Regions from separate parts of the Homo sapiens genome. Here region 1 is linked to region 2. The links are chromatin contacts, found by Hi-C or POLR2A ChIA-PET in ENCODE. All regions are on one chromosome and are shown on one strand. The core of a region is the stretch at or near the end of the contact, and the rest is flanking DNA. Distances in the headings are between cores, read along the strand shown.

Region 1 (5,932 bases), core at 2,603-5,102, 43 kb after region 2:
AATCACATCTACAGACTCTCTTTTCCAGGTAAGGTAACGTAGTCACAGATTCTGGGGAGTAAGACATGGACATCTTGGGGGCTGGGGCAAGGTTTGGTCACTTTTCTTCTTTCCATGGCATGGAAATGATATTAAAATATTTTTACTTTTTAACCATGTAAAATGAACACATCAAGAAGAAACTAAACATGAAAATTATATATTTCAATAACATTTTAGGCTGGGTGTGGTGGCTCACACCTGTAATCCCAGCACTTTGGGAGGCCAAGGTGGGTGGATCACGAGGTCAGGGGGATCCAGACCATCCTGGCTAACACAGTGAAACCCCGTCTCTACTAAAAATACAAAAAAAAAAAAAATTAGCCGGGTGTGGTGGCAGTCACCTGTAGTCCCAGCTACTAGGGAGGCTGAGGCAGGAGAATGGTGTGAACCTGGGAGGCAGAGCTTGCAGAGATAGCGCCACTGCACTCCAGCCTGGGCGATAGAGCAAGACTCCATCTCAAAAAAAAAAAAAAAAAACAAACAAAAAAAACATTTTATATGATTCTGTGCACTTAGTCCTCAATACAACACATGAGGCAGTACTGTTATGTACAGGAAACTAAAGGCCTTTATAATTTGTCCAAATAGTAAAGCCAGTTGGTAGCAGAATTATGATTCAAACTCAGTTTGTTATAACTCTGGAATATTTCCCAAGGTCACTTTAAACTCACTAGCATTGAAACACCTAACTGGTGTTCTTTCCATTACTTCACGGCTGCCCACAGTCAGCTGTCATGGCCACCCAAGTCAAGTCTTTCCTTCACTGTGATCTGTTGTGTATATTAATAATAGTAAAATCTCCTGTACTGACAAACTGTTATGAAATGTCCTTTTCAAATTCTTTTAGAAGCTCCTTGCAGCTAGGAAAAATTAATGAGTTGCAATGTAAAACTTCCCTTAGCTATGATCTAGTACCCAAGGGTCAGGGCTGGCTTTGCAGAGGATCAGCTCTGGTAACAGGTAGAAAGTCAGAGTCATTGAACATAGATGCTGGTGGTGAGCAGCAGTGATGGTGGGAGTCTGTGGAAGTTCTCTTCCATTTGCTTCTATTTTCTCAGAGAAATAGAAGAAAGATCATTGGCTGAGAATAAGAATGGGGGAGGAAGTGTGGAATTTCAGAGGAGAAGAGAATGTGTGGAATAGTCACTTTGGAAAGCAAGGTATCTTATGACTGCTGGGCAGCATAAAGAGGCCACTTGATTTAGTGGTCACAAATTTAAAGAGATTGTAGGCAGAGAAGGTGCTGATTTGGATTTAACCAAGTTTGTGGTTTGCCAAGGAAGTGGGAGCAAATGAGAGAGGATAAGGGCATAAAGGGTGCATGCAAAGGTTGACTATGGTGTTTCAGCTGCGTAAAGAGGGGAGCGAAACCATCAAGGAACCAAGGAACAGTGAACAGTAAAGGGATTTAAGAATTGATGAATATTGGTTGTCAGTGTGGTGGAAAGACAGTTGGCATAAAGCATTAGAGGGAGTGAGCTGCAGTTAGGAGGCAGCTGGCAGAGAGTGGGATGTACACACCTGAGGCTGTGAAGGGTGCACAGCTCTGTAAAGGATGGTAATCATGAGGTCTTAGAGTATGACCATGGGGGTAGTCCAGGCGTTAAAAGTCTCAGTTACATGTATATTGAAATGACTAAGGATTAGCACCAAAATAGTAAGAAGTGACGGTGAACCATGAGTTCCTATGGAAAACAAGGAGGCAGAGGCAGAACTTGGGGGCAGCAGATGAGAGTTACAGTGAAATTCAGAATTGAAGGAAAGAGAACAGCCCAAAAGCAGCAATGGAGGTTGTGGGCAGCCAAGGAGGACACTTAGTCCCTTCCAGGTCTGGGGGAAAATCAGCCACTGCTAGAGTGGGCTGCAGGGAATGTCATGTTGGATTTAGCCAAGTTTGTGGTTTGCCAAGGAAGTGGGAGCAAATGAGAGAGGGTTAAGGGCAAAAGGGTACATGCAAAGGATTAACTATGAAGTTTCAGCTGCATAAGGAGGGGAGTGAAACCACCAAGAAGGGCAGGAGCAGTGGACAGCAACGAGATTTAAGAATCAATGAATCATGGGTGTCAGTGGGGTGGAAAGACTCCCGAGGACCTGATTTCTGTTTGAAGAACAAGAAAGTGAGAGAACATTCAGAGAAGAGATGGCAATAAGGGGGATTTGTCCTCTGTGATTTGCTAGGAATCCAAATAGCACAATGGAAGGATCTCAGAATTGGGGGAAAGGTGGAAGAGATGGACAGAATGGGGATGAGCAGACCCTCACAATGTGGGAGATGAGGGGTGGCCTTGCAGTTTGGGGCTTTTGAGGTGGTTTTCATAAACAGGAATAAAGTGAATAATGTGGATCCAAAGGAGAGGGTGGGGTGAGGCTCTGACTAGAGGGGGCCAGAGAGGGTGAGTTTCTAGAGCCCCCTCTTTACACTGATGCTGGGGGTAGGTAAGGTTGTAGGTCAACGGGAGGTGAGTTCTTAGAGCAAGTATACTAGTTCTCTCTTCCTCTGCGGGGCAGTGGGGCTTACCCTAAGGGTGTCTGTTTTCCTTGACCCCATTGTTGATGTCTTGGGAGATCTCTGGAGAAGCAGGTTGGTTGCACTTGTCTTTCTTCAGAATGATGGGGGTTGAGGGCATCATCTTGTTTCTACAACAGAAAAGTATGAAATTCAAATAGCAACACTCCAGGAAACAGTTGAGTTCCCTTAGAAAGGGCAAACCTAACTGATGGCATCTGCAGAAAAAGACAAACATTTGCATTACAGTCATAGGAAGCATTCAGAGGCACTGAGGACAATAGAATCGTGAGTTCTTTCAGTAAATTGATATTCATTGCATATCTACTATATGCCTAACACTGTTCAGGGTGCCACAGGACATGCAATAAGGCAGTGAAACCCAGTGTGTGTCCTTCAAGCAGACTCAGTTAAAAAACAGTGGAAAGTATTAGATATAAAGCCAATGCTGTCCCAAGGAACACAGGCTATCGTGGAAGCTGTTGAAATCTATCTTCTGTTGATCTAGAATTTGATTTTCATAAAGCATTAGCAAATCAAAAGCCAAAAACAAAACTGCAAACACACAGATTGATTTGTTTCTTTGTATTGTTTTCTCTTAGGCACCTTGGATTTTTAAATTTATTACTTTTTAAATGCAGATTACATATATGCTGCAACCAGAAATGCCAGCATCCCATGATGGAAGTTTTTCTTTGCATTCTTGAGAGGACTATATTGAGAACTGAGTATCTATATTTTATATTTCATTTTATTGATAATTGGAAATAGCTGAGAAGTGATAGATCAAGGATTTGAATTCATTGATTCTAAAGCCCATATGACCATATGATTTTAACTCTTATGCGATCTTTTTCTTTCCATCTAGGTCTCGCCCTGTCCTGCCTTCTCTCTTGGTACCAGTTATACTGCTGAATCACTATTAGTGATAGGGACTCATGTGGGTGGGTCATCCAGAAATGATTGTCCTATTTTAAGAACAAATTAAAAGTTGCCTCAGTTGGTGGTGTCTAACTCTTCAACTTAAAAGAGAGAAAATATTAATAGGAATCAACTCTGCTTATTTAACAGGTCAAGCTGGTCTCTGGTGTCCATGGGGACACTTCAGGAGAAACCGATTAACATTGAGATGTGTGGAAACAGGATCAATAATTTTCAGTAACTGAGGAAGATTACCAGAAGCCAAGGCGGCCTTTAACAGAGACTGTGCAGCTCTGAGCCCAGGACTGTTAAGCACTTGGCAGGCAATGGAGAAAGTCTAATTGTGGCTGACGATGAGTCATTTTACACTATTGTCACACCTCCTTTCTCCACATTCCATTTTAGGAACAGTATAACTTTCCCAGCCAGAAATTGTCTAATTTAAACCCTGACTCTTACCTGTGTGAATCAAAATGACTCAGAAAGTGCAAATAAAATAACCCTGAGGAGTCAGTGGTTGTTTCATTTTTCTCATAGCTTCTCTTCTCAGAATTGAGGCCTGTATCTTCCATGTGTATAGAAGAAACAGAAGGGCTAGAGGATTGAATCTGCATGGCAGAAAAAGAAGAAGTCTCACAGGACTAGAAGTTAGAGCATTTTTCCTGACATGAGGATATAGGGTAGATTTATGGCCAAAGTCTTAACTATATGAAAAATAGAGTAGTAAATTTTTTAAAAGGAGAGAGAACTGCTGTTTTTTAAATACAATTAAAACATGGATAAACAAAAAAGAGGGTGCATATAAGTGTGTTTGCCTGTATATATATAAACATGCATAGACACACACATATACATATACATTTTAGTCCTGTATCTTCAGATTCTCTCCCCCATTCATTCTTATGCCTTTTAAGAAATAATCATGGCATAGACTCTAAAAAGAAGACTTAATTCACAAAAACATGGGACATTGGCCTATGAAATGAAGAACAATTAGCACTGAATATTTAGACAACTCATGTGGCTTCATTTAATGCAGCATCCAACAAATACTGATGTTTACAATATTAGCTCTGAATTTCCTAGAATACAAAAATAATTTATATTTCTTATTTTTGTAAAGTACTTTCTAGTTTTGAAGGCTTTTAAATACACATTATCTCATTTGACCCCCCCAAACACTTTGTATGGTAGCCAGAGTATGAATTTTTATTTCCAGTTTATAGGTAAGGAATTGGAAATACACACATCTTAAGCGGTGCACCTGGTATCAAACGATCCTACAAATCATGTATGTTGACTCCTGATCTAATGATGGGTAGAAATATATAACACATGAGGCCGGGCGCGGTGGCTCATGCCTGTAATCCCAGCAGTTTGGGAGGCTGAGGCGGGTGGATCACCTGTGGTCAGGAGTTCGAGATAAGTCTACCCAACATGGCGAAACCCGGTCTCTACTAAAAATACAAAAACTTGGCCGGACATGGTAGCGGCGCCTGTAATCCCAGCTACTCAGGAGGCTGAGGCAGGAGAATGGCGTGAACCCGGGAGATGGAGGTTGCAGTGAGCTGAGATAGCGCCATTGCACTCCAGCCTGGGCGACAAAGCGAGACTCTGTCTCAAAAAAAGAAAAAAAAAAAAAAAGAAATATATAACACATGATTCAAAATTTTCCACCGTCGTAGTATTAAGATCACTGAAATGGTGAGAATGTAAAGGGAATAAGTGGCTTCAATTATCCAGAAAAGTTACATATGTGAAACATAATTTTGCTTAATTAGATATTGCCATACTTAAAAAATATGTTGAAATTTTTAAATGTGCAGATTATTTTTCTCTTTTTTTTTAGATTGATGGTTTTCTATTATGTCAGGAGTCTCTTTCTTATTAATAATCCATTTTCATATTGAATTTTGGCATGATTTACCAACATAGTGTAACACTTCTTTTTAATAATTGAATCATATGTAGAATCATATATATCTTTATAGAAAATTTGGGAAATACACAAAGATATTACTTAGAAAAATAAAAATTACTCACCTTCTAGAGGATAACCTCTTCATACATTTTGTTATATTTTCTATTAATTGTCATTTTATTCTTATCCAGGCATTAAAAAATACAGTTGAGGATGTACTGCATGTATAAGTTGATAATGTTTCATACATAATTTACATGCTACATAATTTATGCAGCCACACCCTTATCAGTGGATAGTTATGCTATTTTCATTTTTTGTTATTATAAATAGTACCAGGATGAGCACTGTGCAAGTTTATCATTGTTTACTTGTAATTGAGTCCTAGAAGTGGTATGACTGGGTCAAATGATGAACACATTTTCAGTCTATTGACAAGTGTTGCAATTTTTTCCAAGGAACTTACCACTAGCTGGGCAGAATGCCACATCATCCACTATGGAATTGTTTGAGTGGAATTAGTGTTGAAAGATGTATTGTTG
Region 2 (6,400 bases), core at 3,758-6,257:
TGTGGATCACAATTCCCTAGATGCTTTGAATAATTGTGATAATTGAAAACAGACTAATAATGATATTTAATAAATGCAATTTTACTTTGTCTTCAACAGAATGCTTCTTCTGAATTATCTTGTCATCCCATCAAAGGCCCAAGTTAACAAACCAGGCTACATCCCTAACCTAGGAGGTGAGTGCAAAGCAAGGGGTTCCCATATATGTCATATATGTGACATTTCTTTTAAAATTGCAATTTGATTAATTATAATTAGAAATGATTTTTTCTTCATTAAAAGGATTCTACTATACAGTCTATTCTCACCTAGCTATGGTTGGAAATATATTCACACTTCAAATTCTTAAGCTACTGAAATTTTTTTTGTCCCTGAAAATTAAGCAGGCGTGTCTGAAAATGCTTTTAAATTAGCCTGGGTGATTTTTAGATGGGAGTGAGGAGAGCTGCCTGCTTTACTTAGCTGCTCCCTCTCTTCAATCTTCTCTCTAGTTCTCTATCCCAGGACATCCTATATGATATCAGCAGTATCCCCAGATTTCCCATTGTGGCCCCTTTCTTTTCCCTAGCCTGAAAAGATCAAGGTATTATGATAAATAATAGCTGTGAGAGGCCTCAGGGATGATGGAGACGTTTATTTACATTTGAGATCTCAGAGATAGACAAAGATATATAGAAAAATAGAAGTGGAGAAAGGAGCCACAGGGAGAAACAGAAATTCAGATACACAAAGACAGAGGGACATGGTGGCTCACGACTAGAAGAGAGCCACCTAGACACAAGGACATGTGCAGACACAAGTCTTCCAATCCTGTGTCTCGATGTCCCTCTGGATCTAGAGACAGAAAAGAGAGGAAGACAGAGGAACCCACATCGAGATACCCACATTCATAGGGAGACAGAGACAGAGAGATGCACGGAGAGGATAAGAGATGCATTGGGAGATCGAGAGAAATGCAGAAAAAAAAAAAACCCAGAGAGATGGACTCACAGAGACACATACAGCATGACAGAGACAGAAACAGAGATAGATGCACTCAGCTATGTAGAGAGGGCCTCCCACCCCTCATCCCAACACATCCAGGCTCCAGCAGCCTTTGTGGCTTTCTGTAGCAGTCCAGGGCCTTGTATAAAAAGTGGGTCTTTTCCAAGAAGTGTTACACTGAAAAGGAGGTGGCCCAGCTTAGAGAAAGACAAGGTGTGTAATTCAGCATTTGTTGGCAACAGAAAAGACTGTTCTCTGGATTCCAAAGTGGCTTAAAGGGAGGAGACTCTCCATCGGCCATAAGGGATGTACCCAAATGGGCTCATTGTTCAAGACAGTGAGCTTATAATGCAGATGTTGTAAAGCCTATGAATCTTGCTACCTGTACATTAAAGCTGTGATCTTCTGTTCTTGACAGGGTTGTATATTTCAGGAATGGCAGAGCCCAAAGGAGAAATGTGCTCATTCCTGTCTTCTTGCTTCTGGAGAATATGTAGGAAGCTCACACATGTGGTGCTGATGGAGGAGGGCGTGATGTGCAGAAAGGATGAAAGGCTCCTCTGTCTAAGCTGTTCTGTGCTACTAAACATTTCTCGTCCATCAACTGTACATAGCTACATATGTCATGCTGGGCAGCCACAGCAAACAAAAAGACAAAGGGGGCCACAACCGTGGTTTTTGTTGGGGCTTCCATCTCTATGCTGTTGGGTCACATTTGTCTTCAGAAAGCAACCTCTGTCTCATCTTGGAAAAGGCGGCCTGAGATTTCACCTGGCTGGATTCTGTGTGTTGCTGAGGGAGGAGCCTCATGAATAGTCACAAAGAGTTGGGCTGACTCTAAGTAGGACATTGCAGATTATTTTTTTTTTTCAAAAGGAATCCACTGCCAGTATATCCACTTTTTCAAATTTAAATAGATTGGATTGTCAACTTGGTTTAGGCTTAGATACAACTTCCTTGGCCATGAACCAAGGGGAAAAGCATAGAGCTTTTGAGACAGAAAGATGACCATTTTCAGTTAAGGAGATGGAAGTCTGGAGTTGTGAGTCAATGCTAATCGAGGACTGAGCCAGAGGTAGAAACCCAAGTGTGCTGGCTCCCAGCCCTGTACTTCCTCTTCAAGACCATATAGACACTGAAAGATCTTCTGCCTACACTGACAATGTAAGGTCAATCCTCACCAACAATATGCTTTTTTGATACCTGGGATTGGAGAGAGGAAATATCACATTTCCAATTCAGAGCTGCTCTTTTTCTTAACCTGTATGTAAACAAATTCAACATTCAAACCAGGTGTTACCTGATAGAACAGTATTGTAGGTAGAAGCTCTTTGAGGAAAAAAAAAAAACCTCTTTACAAAGCAAGGACATAGATGACTGCAGCAGCATCTAACTAGTGGATGAAGGCAAAGGGGCAATGGGCAGCCTTTAATTATCCCAACAAGAAGTCAGTATTGATGACGTTTCATTACAAAGGAGAAAGTGGGGCTCACCTTAGGTATGAGTGCAGTCCCTTCCTTCCTTCCTTCCTTCCTTCCTTCCTTCCTTCCTTCCTTCCTTCCTTCCTTCCTTCCTTCCTTCCTTCCTTCTTCCCTCCCTCCCTCCCTCTCTCTCTCTCTTTCTCCCTTTCTCTTTCTTTCTTTTTTTCTCCCTCTCTCTCTTTCTTTCTTTCTTTGTTTCTTATTACAAATAATCTTCCTATAAGTAGGAAAGTTTGAGCAGACAAAAAGCATCAATCTGAAGTTAAAAAAAATGCATCAACCTGGAGAAATAGTCATTTTTCAAATGGCATTGCTTATCTTGGGACAACAAAAGCATCCTTCACAAATAAAGTCAGAGAGTGGTTTTAATTTACCATTTACCAATAGATTTGTATGTTCTTTTCAAGAGAAGGGGTGAGATAGACATAGTCCTGGTTTTCCTCAATGCAGGCTTAGGTACAAAGAGATGTCACTTACCCAGAGTCCATATATTGAAGTGAAAATGGAATTTCATGAAGCAAATATAGTTATAGGATGGTAACTCTGGACAAATTTTATAAAAGATGAACTCCAATTGCTTCATTTCACAGATAACAGCTCTGAGCACTAGGGAGAGAGGGAGGGATTGGCCTAGCATTTGCTTTGTGTCTTGAGCAGTCACATCTATTATGGAAGTACTCACTACTCAGCTATACTCACTCCCTGAGACAGGATGGTTGGAAAGAAACCCCACCTTAGCTTCATCATTAACCAAGAAACCCCAAGGATGCTTAGAGAAAAACTCTGGAATTATTTGGGAATTCCTGGAAGAAGCTATGCCCTCTCTCCTGCATCCCAAAGCCCACTCTACACCATCTTGAAAAATGTCAAGGAACTGCATGGATTAGGTTGACTCTGGATGACCCTGGGTAGAGACACATTCAGTTTCCTGCTGACACCGCACCAAGAAAGTGATTTGGTCAGGTGACTCTAGGAGAAATTGGTACTGATAGTATCCAAGGCAGATTTTTAAGTATCAGACTTAATACATAATGATTCTTGGGAAAGCCATTTAAATCCCTGAGACTTTAAGTGGATAAATGTAGGTAAAGTAGTATAGTACTTGGCTCATAATAATTGCTCATTCAAATTCACATGTTAGTTTTAGTTGTTTTTTTTAAATTAGAGTCCTGTGAATACATGAACCCACCCACCCACATGCAAACACAAGCAAACACACAGCCATGACCCCATGCATAAGTTTGGCTGAAGACACCCTCATGGGAACTAGTTCACTGACTTCCAAATTAAAGAGTTAAGCATTTGATTTGGTCTGTTCAACATTAGGGGTATCAGCCAGCAAAATCTGTTGAGCTTACCATTGAAAAATCCTTTCATTCATTACTGTGGTCATAATACACAGTTACCTGGCCAGGAAAGAGTACACATCACAGGGATCTGCTCACTGCACGTGTGCCTGAGCTCTCCCTCACTTTCTGCCTTCTTCAAGAATTCTTCCCTGATTGGTCCAACCAGAAGCGCTGATTCTCCCCACCTGATTTCCTGTAATTTTATAATCTATGTCCTTCACTTTTGTGTTATATTGTTTATTTCCTTTTGGTCTTTTTGTGTGCATATGTATATGTTTTGGGGAATGGGGTATTCACTTTTGTTACTCACTGTGTTACTCACTTTTGTATGCCCATAGTGCAGAGCATGGTGCCTTGTACATAGAGTATGTTCGGTAAATATGTGCAATAAAAAGTCCTTTGATTACACAATGGCTTGATATTGGCTTTTCCACTTCCCAAATGAGCCATTTCTTAACTACTGACCTAAATGGAGCTGACCCATTTCCATAAACAGCACCTCCTTGACCTTCATTGCTATAAAACCCATAACAAAACTGCCTCCTCACTTACCTCTCCTTATTGTCCACATTTCTCCTGGAAATATCTAAATGAGGGTTTGCTTTAGATCTTTGGGGAAGGAAGGCCTGTGAGTAGACAACAGTAGAACTAGGATGTGTGGGACTGTTTGGTGGTTAGCAGAACAATGCAAACTGGCTCCCCTGTCCAAAGTCAAACCGTGTGCATTCCCCACAAGTGGACACAGTGTCTTCTGTGTCTGAATTACCACAGTCATGTAGTGGCTCAGTGAGAACTCCTTGTCCCGGTCATTACAAAAATAAAACAGAAATCTCTCTGTTGCTAGGTTAGGAATTAGATCACAATTGATGCACCAGTTTATCAGCCAATTTCCTCCAAGTTCAACATCAGAACAGGCAAAAAAAAAAAGTATCAGCCTTTAAAAATCATCAACAATAGTGGCATAACCTTGCATTTTATCACCCTCCTTCCAATTATCCCAGTGCAGCAGATGCAAGCAGAGTCTCATGCAATCATCTGAGATAAGGATGAAGAACTGAAAGACAAACAAGTGACTCACTTTAATGGATTTGCTTCAGACAGGAGAAACCTGTAATTTCTCTTAGGCGTGCTTCATGGACCCATAGTGGAGTGAATCACAGACTTGCACAAGCCTTGAAACTGTGGGTAACTTTACAGTTCTCAGATCGGCTTCTCGCAACAGGCAGTCAGTTCTCACTGGGCCCCTTGGACTCCCATTTCAAAAATGGAGAAGACAGATCACAGCCACTGACCAGGGACCGTGGGAGGTGCCACGTGATGGTGAGGCATCATGCTAGGGAGCTGAGCTCTGACCTTCCTGCTGGGTGATTCTCCACCTCTGGGCTGCTAGATCTACTTCCTGGATGCCGTGAGTAGATGTCCTACACCAGCACCATTTTCCTGTTGAAGAAAGGCTTGTTTTTGCACATATTCCAGGAGGGGGAAATGCGTGATATATGATGGTATTTTCTGGAATGCTTGATTCTTCTGGAAACTTCTCTAACATGATTTAGAAATTGGCTAGCTCAAGGTTGGAGTATTTCCTAAGCCTCTTTTACGTTTGTTTTTCTTTAAGAGTTGTTTGTCAGGCTTTAATGGCTCACTCCTAGGAGTGAAAATGCAAAGTATCCTGTCAGGCAAATAAACTCACTGTCCCTGCATTGTCCCCTTGCTTGATAAATTTCAATACCTGTCTTTTAGACTGAATGTAAAGCTGGATGTTGTTTTAAAAGTGTTCTTGATTAGTTTCTTCTTTTAGTGAGCCTGAAAAAGCTATCATTGTATCAATTTAAAAAAACATTTCTCCAGTTACTGCCAAACACGTTTTTGCAAAGGCATCTTCCCTTGTTTCAAGTGGCCAATTCTATGCTACTTGAAGGTCTATATTCCTTATACTCTGAAGACAGTTGTGAGAGGTCTAAAGTGTTGCATCATTAGGTGCTGTTTATTTGTTTGTTTGTTTGTTTTTCAGTGTCAGCACATCATGAGCTTTCTTCATGGACCAGAGGCAATTGCTGGGCGTATAAATTTCTTTAAAATTTTATAAGTATCAAGATAGTTGGTGAGATATCTAGATGTCTTCTAACTCTGAAATTGTCTTCCAACTCTGAAATTATGTGATTCTTGAAACCTATCAGAATCTGAATCCAGATTCCAATTTTTAGAAGAGATGCTGGGCTACAAACAGATTGGCTGGAAGCCATCTAAAGTAGCTAAAGATGAGATGTTTCTGATTCTAATAGTTCTTTTCTATCTTTCTTTCCCCCAAGGCTCTATGTGAAGCATTTCTTCCATGGCAAGGGAGAACTCTAAGGGTAACTAAATAGATTCTGCTATGAGGGCAAGAGATACTGGGTCTTAAACACATAAACAACTCGTTTATCCATCTGATGTTATAATCAGAGTTCTAATTATACTACTGGAACAGAGGAAACAGACAGACAGTTATAGAATTAGGGGAACAACACACACACACATACACACACACACACACACACAGACGACACACCCCCCCCCCCAAAATGTGGGTCACTTAACTCTTAGGTT

What was found. Hi-C counts contacts between places; a loop is a spot of excess contacts on that map. ChIA-PET counts read pairs that join two places held with the same protein, here RNA polymerase II (POLR2A). Pooled maps may share reads with other maps.
Region 1: a loop to region 2 is called in a map of PC-9, with 2.1 times the contacts of the local background. The contact joins the enhancer-like site here to the promoter of ADGRF4 in region 2. A Hi-C loop is called at or near these places in 6 of 168 maps with a recorded cell type or tissue (Caco-2, Calu3, MCF 10A and 3 more), 2 of 37 single-sample maps with no recorded cell type and 7 of 50 pooled maps. POLR2A ChIA-PET finds 5 or more read pairs at or near these places in 5 of 52 experiments (Caco-2, H1, MCF 10A and 2 more).

Annotation. Positions count from the first base shown.
Region 1 is chr6:47,738,104-47,744,035 of GRCh38, forward strand. No RefSeq gene overlaps it. Among named protein-coding and RNA genes, the nearest start is that of OPN5, 41 kb to the right of the region's middle. Within about 2 kb of position 3,853, at least 4 of the 41 ENCODE cell types and tissues checked have a DNase peak (open chromatin) inside an H3K27ac peak, as active enhancers do; they include PC-3 and PC-9, where a contact is called at or near this core.
Region 2 is chr6:47,693,573-47,699,972 of GRCh38, forward strand. ADGRF4 (adhesion G protein-coupled receptor F4) reads left to right here and starts at 5,008. Exons shown (of 10, transcript NM_153838.5): 1 at 5,008-5,222. It also overlaps the pseudogene ADGRF2P.